2 separate regions of the Homo sapiens genome follow, and region 2 is linked to region 1. A link is a loop called in an ENCODE intact Hi-C map of the cell type or tissue named here. Cell type or tissue: heart left ventricle. All regions are shown on one strand. Region 1 overlaps TRANK1 (tetratricopeptide repeat and ankyrin repeat containing 1). Region 2 has its middle 220 kb from the start of MIR128-2.

Region 1 (5,000 bases):
TATTTTTTTCCTTTTCATGGGTGTTCTTTTAAAGCTTTGACATATGATGTTTAGTTTTTAAATGACCTCATGTTTTTAGGAATACTAATTTCTTCGTGAGGTTGTATAATGAGTAGGTCATTGTGGAATGCTTTTTGAGAGCTTGTGCATATCATCTCAGTTTCAGAATGGTTTCCATGATTTGAGAAACTCCAAGTAGCCAAACAGGTCAGTGAATTTTCAGGCTTTAAAATAATGGCAAAAGAAGAACCACTGGTTAGTGGTAGAGAATGGCTGACTTGTTTGATATATATATTTTTAAGAGACGGGGTTTCACTCTTGTCACCCAGGCTGGAGTGCAGTGGCACGATCTTGGCTCACTGCAACCTCCGCCTCCCCGGTTCAAGCGTTTCTCCTGCCTCAGCCTCCTGAGTAGCTGGGATTACAGGCGTGCACCACCACACCCAGCTAATTTTTGTATTATTAGTAGGGACGGGGTTTCAGCGTGTTGGCCAGGCTGGTCTTGATCTGCTGACCTCAGGTGATCGCCCACCTTCGCCTCCCAAAGTGCTGGGATTACAGATGTGAGCCACTGCACTCAGCCTGCAAATTTTATATTTTATTAATTTTAATCTCAGTTCTTAGAATACTGTGCATGTTCTATTTAGTGTTAAAGTCTTTGGCCTAAGTCATTCATGTTGGTTTAGTTTTTAAGGTTTTAGGTTTTTTTTTTTTTTTTTTTTTTTTTAGTTTCCTTGTATAATACAATCCTTGAATATCTGTTAATCCTAAAAATGCCTTGTCTTCTGAGGCAAGGTTCTTGCTCTCGCTTCTCTTCTCTTTCCTTCACCAGTTAAATGTGACCTGGGTTTGGAACCAAGAGAAGAGACTCAGTAGAATCTCAGTGTGTCCCCTTTTCACTCATTAGAATTCACCTGTACTTGCTTGGCAGAAAAGCATGCATGAGAGGACTGTGCATCGTTCCAAGCTTGCCATTTGGCTTACCAGGTAGCCTGTGATGGTAGTGGATGCAGTCAAGCCTAAAGCCTTCCGTACTCAATGGTAAACTTGTTGGACGTTTGATTTCTGTAAAGTTTTCCAGGCCACTGGTCACAAAGATTTTCTTGCCATGCTAGAGGAATATTGAAAGACTATAGAGAAACATGAGTGAAAGGAACTAGTAAAAAAAAATCTGTAAAGAGGAGAAGTTAATCAGGAAGGGCTGGCAAGGTGGAGTTGTATATTTCCCAAAGTATTCTAGGCAGTGGAACTCTCTCTCTCTCTCTCTCTTTTTTTTTTTTTTGAAACAGAGTTTTGCCCTTGTTGCCGAGGCTGGAGTGCAATGGCAGAATCTCTGCTCACTGCAACCTCCATCTCCCGGGTCCAAGCGATTCTCCTGCCTCAGCCTCCCACGTAGCTGGGATTACAGGCATGCATCACCATGCCCGGCTAATTTTGTATTTTTTGTAGAGATGGGGTTTCACTCTGTTGGTCAGACTGGTCTTCAAATCCTGACCTCAGGTGATCCACTCCCTTCAGCCTCCTAAAGTGCTGTGATTATAGGCGTGAGCCACCACTCCTGGCGCAGCAGTAGAACTTGTGGAAAAGCCTAAATAAAGCCTATGTGAACTCTATAGGTGATGATCTTTGAATGAAATTATATATTGAATATCACTGTTCCTTTATACATCCAGAGAGTTGTATAGAGTTACATGCATACATTTTGTTTCTAAGATTTTACTGATGGCACAAAGTTTAAAACCTAAGGTGGGGCTGGGGGATCTTTCTAGACTAGGTCCATGAAGTATAATTTTCCTAGATGATGGAAATGTCCTACACCTATTCTGTCTGATATGATAGCCACTCGTCACATGTGACTGTTGAGCAGTTGAAATGTGTGTGGCTCATGCATCTGAAGAACCAGAAATTTCATTTTATTTAATTAACTGTAATTTTATGTAAGTTAGTGGCCATGTATGGGATAATGTAGCTTTAGACTTTAGCTCCCAGAAGGTGTTTCTATCCAGAAAGTAGTTGAAGAGACTGGGAGAATCAAAGGAGGAGGCCCAGGGCCATGGGAATGAAGGAGGATCTACTTTGTTTTTATGGACCTTAATCCTTCCCCATCCTAATCCATTAAAGGGACAGATGGAAGCATTGTCTTTAGGAAGAGCTGCCGCTAGGGAGCTGTATCTGTGCCTAACATTTGTTTTTTGCATCTATGGTCCTGAGCACAATAACATTAGGATTTGAGTTGTTTTACATCCAGATGAATGAACATTCCAATTTACAGACCATGATGAAAGATACTTTCTCCCTTGACTCTTCCTCAAGTTTGCTGTACCCCATTTTGCTGATAACAGTGGTCCTTATCTCTTAGGATGGGGCTGCTTTTGGCATCTAGGTGAGAAATAAAGGGTCTTGCTAAAGATTTCTGCTGTTCTCTAAACCAGTGTTTCTCCATCTTAACATGTACATGAATTATTTGGGAGCCTGCTAAAATGCATGTTTTGATTCAGCAGGTTCAGGGCAGGACCTGAGATTCTGTATTTCTCACTAGCTGCCAGGGCAAGCCAGGGACCACTTTGAGGAGCAAGGCTTTAGTCCTAAATAGTCAAGATTACAGAATGGTCTTTATCCAGTTTTCATAGCCACCACCAGATGGCAGCATGTCCACTTTCTCTACCTGATGTTGCTGCTCAGCTCTTTCCTTGGGACCAAGAAGCGCAAGATTGGAGCCTTTGTTTTTCTCACAGTTGTTTGTGATCTTCTCTCTGATTTACTAGTTCTTGGCCTTTTCGAGTCAGCTTACATCAGGCCTCTGAATCCTTATCTTTCTGGTCCTCCAGTGGGGAGCCAGCTGCTTTCTGCTGTGCTCAGCACCAGGACAGTGCCTGTTTTCAGTATATGCAGGCATAGGGTATTGACTTAAAGGATGTCTGTCATACTTCTTCCTTTTTATAAAACCAATCTTTTTATATACTTAGAAAATTTATGAAATGTAGAAAAGAAACTATTAATTATCTGTAATTGTACCTGCCAGAAAAAAATTAATGTGTTTGTGATTTGGTCATTTAGTCTTATTCCATGCATTTTTAGTTATATATTTATATTTTCTTTTATAAAATGTGATGAGAATGTAAATTTAAATTGATAAAAATGTATGTAATAAAACCTAACACTTTTGCTTTTTAAACCTTATAAAAAGATTTTGGACAAAAATGAAATCTCCTTTTGAAATAATTTATTTCTATTTTCTATTACTTCTGACTATGGTTGCAACTTCAGAAGAGCTTTTTAATTTTTAATTTCAAATCTGTGTATATACACAGTAAGTCATCACTTAACATTATTAACAGGTTCTTGGAAACTGACTTTAAGCAAAATGATGTATAACAAAACCAGTTTTACGGTAGGTTAATTGATAACAAACAAGAGTTAAGTTCCTAAGGCATAGTTTTGGTCACAAAAACATCACCAGACTTCTAAATAAAGATCTAATATTAAACATGGAAATAAATGTGAGCTATATATACATTTAAGAAAGGTTAATAAAAACAAGTAAGATAATTATTTACCGAGTTATTCCAGTTCAGTGTTGAAGGTGGCCAGTTTATTCCGGCAGCTTAGGGAGCCAAGTGGGAGCCAGCCCTCCACAGGATTCCATTCAATTGCAGGGCTCACTCACACACATCCGCACTCACTCAGACTGGGACAACTGAGACATGTGAGTTCACCTATCGTACACATCTTTGGGGTGTGGGAGGAAACCTGAGTACTTAGAGAAAATCCATGCAAAGATGGGAAGAACGTGCAAACTCCACACAGTGTCCCCGGTGGGGACCAAATTTGTTTTCTCATCGATGTTATAATGAAATTCTGTTGAAAGGAATGTTATTTGAGGACCTGCTATATTTGCTAAATGTGATCATTGTTGAAAATTTGTAAAAGTATAGTTTTATATAAAAGCAAATTTATTGTAATTGCATGTTAGCACATTTTTATTCAGTCTTTTGTTGTTCAGTACTTACGTAGTCATCTTTTAAAAAACTCTTGATTATAATGCATAAGCAACTTTGTTTCCTGATGTTTCTTTTGACTCTTTAAGCTTATAGGAAATTTAGAAACAAAATCAGAAAAGATCAGTGAAGTAAACAAGTCACCCACAGCCCTCCTGCCAAGGGATACCATTTGTCAGTATTTAGCAACTTTCCATCTGTATCATTCTCTGATTTCTTTCCTGATGTTTGAATCTTTCGCTCATCTATAACTGCCTTCTTAACAAGTCTGAACCATGTAATCATGTATTTATTATGCAGCTGCATCTAATTGTGTCTTTTGTTGAGCTTAGTATGTTTCTGTTCATTTTCATGTGAGTTTTTTACTAAACTTACTTTCCTGGGGGAAGAATGATGTTTTTGCAAAGATTCTATCAGGCAGACAAGCAGCAAGTTTCCATCAGCTTGATAGTGAAGGAAGTTTCTCTTTTACCAAAGGTCCTATTTTTTTTTTTGTACTGTGAGTTTTCATCCTTTTTTGTTTGTCTTCATAGGTATTTTAGGATGAAGATGGGAGGGGAAAGTCCAGGGATGCTAGCCAGATATTGCTTTACTACACATAATTTCAGTCTCAGTGAGCTTCCAGCCAGGGTGATGTGGGTCTTTCTTTGCCAAATGATTATCATTTTCTGTTCTCTGGAGGATGATGCTATAGTGGATCTTCCTTCTGCCTGGCACCTGAACGTCTCTTGATTAGAGTGGGCAATGAGTGTTTGCCCCGGAAGTGGATGTGTGTATGTTTCTGGTGTTCTGGCTTGATTTATTGAAGTGTGATTTAGATGTGTGTCAGAAGGGGTGGCAGATGTTGGAGAGCTCTGTCTGGATTCCCCTGGATCCCTTTCACCATTTCTGAGTACCCCCTGACATTGGTGTGTGTGCAGTTTGAAAAGTCAGCACCCAAGGCTTGTTTTCAAGGGAGTGTCTTTGGACTTATAGCGGCTGTTTTGCTCTTGCTTCTTTTTA
Region 2 (5,000 bases), 900 kb after region 1:
CCAGCAATAGATGCTTAGTAATATTACATCTATATAATTATGGAAAACCACTGGGACCAGTCTTCATCAGCAAATGAATATAAGTTTCATTGTAACTTTCAGATCATACTTACACTAGGAGCAAATGATAATATCATTCCCTATAAAAGAAAAGAGAAAGAAGAAAAATAGTATCTCTAATATATAACAGACTCTTTTATAGTACTATTGCTAAAATTTAAATAGGATCACTAAAGGAGCAATAACAGAATATAAACATAAGAAATGCCAGGCTAATATGGACATTGTGATTAATTATAAGTGATTTTTACAGCTAATATAAAGGAGACAATTATAGATTATCTTATAAAAAAGGAACATGCTATGTTTTCAGGAAAATACTTATTTTTTTCTATTAAGTCCTAAATTAACCACACAATGTAAGCATTGTTTTCACCAGAGATTAAACAGAGAATACCTCATATAGAATTCAAAAGTATAATGCTAAAATGTACTCCATTGAAGTCCTCCTAAGTCTAGGTTCACAGTTTCTTGTTGCTATATTTCTTTCCCATAAATTAAGTAAATTGCAACCAAAAATAATCTTGTTTCCTTGTTCCTGTCAAATAGTGCCCACAAATGCCACCAACTGAAACTACACAGGCTATATCTCCATTAAAGGAGCTTGCTTATCACCAGGCCTGACAGAGTATCACATATAAATTGTTACTGATAGGCTTATTCACAGGCAAATGATATGTTGTGCACATTTATAATGAGCACTCTGCATTATCCATTTCCAAAAAAGCACCATGTTATTCAATGTAAGAAACTCTGATTTTGGCTTGTTACAAATCAAATATGTCACATGATTCACAGTATCTAACAACGTAGAACTTCTTTACATAACAAATTCACTACAATTAGAAAACATGTGAAACATTTTTCTAAAAATATATGCCTAACAGCCTCAAGTTCTTAAAAACTCCAATTCAAATGTTATCCTCACCACACTAGGAATCTTGGAGACTTAAGAGGCACTGAGACAACAGTATCCTCTTTCCTTTCCACATAGTAAGAGAAATTTCGGAGTAAGTCTGCAAACCATTTACCATGCCCCTATCACTTATGTGATTAAGAGTGAGCAACAGGTAGCACAAGCAAGCACTTCAAAAGCATACTTCTCTATGCCCCCAACTTCAGTCTTTCACACTCTGCAAAAACAGGACTCCTCATAACTTTCTTCCATGCCCCTGTGCTTTCATCTGCCAGCAGCATGACCCTATTCTTCTCTGTCTTCAGTTTCTCCTTCCTGTCCTGTCAGTCCAAGGGTATCCTATCCATCCTTCAAAATTCAGGTTAAACTTCCCTTTTTCAGAAGTCCTTCCTGACCATTGCTGACACCAACCATTGCTGCACTCCCTCCTTGCCACTGATGCTCTGTGACTTGTCACACTTTGCACAGACATTGTATCATGTCTGCATATGTGTCACCTCTGCTCCACAGCAAGGTTTTAGCCACAGGATTTTTTATTATACAATTTATAGGATAACACAATCTCCTAGGTATTCTTCTGAAAATATATGCCAATATATCTGGCACAGTGGGTTGCATGGAATACATCTTCATTGAAGATAATAGCCTTACCTTATTGCCTTTTAGTGATTATAAATAAATATCAAGCCATTTTTTACCTCTAGTGTTACTGTTTCAGGAGGACGCAAAGAAAACCCTTTTGGATCCTCTCCTAACCCAAAACTTAAATTGAAGGAAGCACTGTTTTTTAGAGGCTGCAAAGAGAAGACTGCTTCATGGGCTCAGAAACCTAGTGGTAAGTGTGAGCGCTGTCCATAGTTGCCTGGCTTAGAAACACAGGTAATTTCTATATGAAGTTCACTCAAGTTTGCAAAAGCTGAGATGAGATGCTGTGAGTGGGGGTCTAACCTGTCTTTCTCACCCTTGTTTATTACTTAACTAGCATTTTGCTGACTCCCTCTTCAGTGAGTGACTTCACTAGGAATGAAACAAAGAGGATGAGCTAATAAGAGCCATTTCCAAGGCGCTTTATGCAGAGTGTTTTGTCCAATGGGGACCTCTCATATATTCACCTTGAACTGTAGTGGTTTCAGTTAAGGTGTCACAGAAGCTTTTTCTAAAGAGGGTTATACTTCAACACATGGATGAGTAATTTAGAAAATTCCTAATGGGCCAAATACAGGAAGAAAAGTCCAGCAAATACAATTATTCACAAGTCTAAGAAATAATTGTCTCTTTAGTATTTTGCCACAAAGAATAATGCCTAAAACTCTGCCCTTTCACTTCCTTCTTTTGAACTGTGAGGGGTTTTTACTTCCAAAATTATTTCATACCATTAGAATAGAATATAAAGAGAAAAACAATGAAAGAAAATGTACCTAGAATAAAGCTGGAAAACAAAATGGGAATATTGAGAAGAAAAGATCATATTCAGAAAAGAAACAGAAGCCATGTGTGGCCATCTTCAAAAGTCAGTCAATCAACAGACCCCAGAAGCAGTTCCACTATTTATATAAAAGGACTTTGGATGGAACAATTGGCTAAAAGAAGGGTCTTAAATCTGCATTTGCAGATACTTTACATGAGACTGTTAAGATCAATTATTAGTGTCAAAGAGAGCCAAGGCTTACCTTTGTCATAGGTACACACACACACACACACACACACACACACATTCTTTGTGGAGCATTGTCCCAGTGCAGTGATTTCCTTGAATCTCACAATTCTGGGACTCAGAGCTTCTGCTTCAAGTTCTCATTGTTTTAAAGTAATGACCCTGAGTCTGGAAGGACTTTAATTCCCCAAATTGAATACTTCCTAACACAAATAACTGATAATCAGGGGAAATTACTTAGCCTTGATTTCTGGGAGTCTCTGAATTGTGTAGGATAAAGTAAATGATGTTAATCTAAAAAGATGGTAGGCAACTTGAATTCATGTTAGTCAAGAGCTCCATCTCCTGTTCTATGTGGGTATGTTCTCAAAACAGTTTCCACCAGCACGGGATTGCTATGCACACCAGAGTAATCAGAAAAAGTAAGCCAGTTCATAGCTTTTTTGCAATGTAGATTCTCGATTCTTTTGTTCACTCACTGTGCCTAAAAATGAATGCCATTTCTATTGTGGGAGTACTGACAACTGAGAGAGGGAAATGCTGAATTAAATATGGTTTTACATGTTGAGCTTACAGTAAAGAAAAAAGGGTGCCAGCAATTTTATTGAAATAATTTTACACTTTCATTTAGAGAAATCAATTTTGTGCCTTAGGAACAGCAACAAGAAAACTTTCTATCAGCTCTGTGAAATAAATGGGCCTCAGTGTAGATCTAGTTCAAGTTGGCAATGAAACATCTACCCTGTCTTATAAATTGAACCAAGTTTGGTCTATTTGACACTGTAAAACTTATTCTATTGATTCTACCCTTATTCTCCCTCAGCGTTCTGCCTTTTACTACAAAAGGAGCTTAAAGGATAGGAAAATGAAAGGGAAAGTGTTTATTATAAGATAAAAATGCTAAGGATCTAATAAATGTGAGATAATGATTTAGCAGAAGAGATGCTATTATACAAAATTACATTTTTCTTTTTTTGTTCAGTGTTAAGAACAACTTTTTTGGCAACAACCCATTGTTAGTTTTTGTTTGCTTGATATTCTTTGTTTTTATTGGAAACCAAGGAAAAGGCTCAGTAAAACCAACCAACTTTATATGTACAATTATACTAGGAGGCTTTGTAATTTAGAGCAACTAAACCAACTGACACTGACTGTTTGAACAGCCTCTATGAATTCCAGATTATTCCCTTTGTAAGGAAGGATTAAATCCTTTCCTTTCATATCTGAATGCATTATTATTGTGTCATCCCCCAGTAACATATTGAAACTTAGAAACACATTGCCTATTATATTTATGAGATAGATAGATAAATACACACACACGCGCACACACACACACGCACGCACACATATTAGGGTTAGGGTTAGGGTTGATTCTAGCCTGGCTTTATTCTCTCTCAATGTTCTGCCTTTTACTACAATAGAAGCTTAAAGGAGCAGAAAATACTATCTGTGTGTGTGTGTGTGTGTGTGTATATTTACCTATTTCAAAATATAACTATATTTTTAATCAATACAGTTAATTAGATTCTATATAAAAAAAATTTACATAGAAGTCCATGCCCTTTGTCATTTTAACCTTAGGAAAAAGAGGCCCAGCTTATCTTATTGGTTTTTCACATTAAATAGCATGCTATTAACCTCAGAGAGCAATAACATGCTAATGTGACTTGGCTGTCATAATTTCCAGATAACTGAGGCAGCACGAAAAACTATCATATTAACATCACCCCTTTATTACTGTATATAATCATACCCAATATCCTGAAATGCTTAATTATGATTGAGTGTATGATTAAATATTTTATATCCAGAAGGCAATTGGTATGAAATAGTAAACAGAGAAAATACAGATATCCAAATTATAATTATTTTTAAAATTGTCATCATTAGCCACAAAGACAGGTTTGTATCCACATGGATACATTTTGCCATGTAATCAGTGAGGGCTCATTCTTAGTTGATCCACAAATTTCTCTACAGGAAAGTGTTAGGAGAAGCTAGCATTATCTCTGCTTTTTTTTTTTATTGTTATAGTGCATTTTGAAGAAAAAGTTTCGAAAAATAAATATAGATATTTGATATAGGGTTGAGACCAATTCTGATATCATCTTCCAAGGAACTTACAAGGTAATAATCAAGGGATGTCATTAAATACTAGTTTTTCCATGAGTAGGTAATAATGTGACAAGGACCATGGCAAGCAGAAAAAAAAGACAAAAACCAACCATTATGTATAACGCTGTATTTTATGGCATAAATTCTATGAAATCTATGTGGTTTACAGACATGTAAGGTAGTGAGATTATAAATACTTTTTATTTTTTCTATATTAAGTTTCATTAAGAATAGTATTACTCATAACTGGAG

Evidence for each region. Peaks named below come from ENCODE experiments on the same cell type or tissue, not always from the same donor. Only the 100,000 strongest peaks of a DNase experiment are listed, where the experiment ranks them.
Region 2: it touches region 1 in a loop (9-fold over the local background); 21 of 110 quality-filtered maps call a loop at or near these places.

The regions. Positions count from the first base shown.
Region 1 is chr3:36,866,690-36,871,689 of GRCh38, reverse strand. The region is part of intron 9 of TRANK1 (tetratricopeptide repeat and ankyrin repeat containing 1); the gene reads left to right. Among named protein-coding and RNA genes, the nearest start is that of LINC02033, 47 kb to the right of the region's middle. RefSeq lists an enhancer at 2,529-2,588. In heart left ventricle, a CTCF peak has its summit at 2,647 (motif pointing right); no DNase peak of the experiment used is centred here.
Region 2 is chr3:35,964,076-35,969,075 of GRCh38, reverse strand. No RefSeq gene overlaps it. Among named protein-coding and RNA genes, the nearest start is that of MIR128-2, 220 kb to the right of the region's middle. In heart left ventricle, a CTCF peak has its summit at 2,968; no DNase peak of the experiment used is centred here.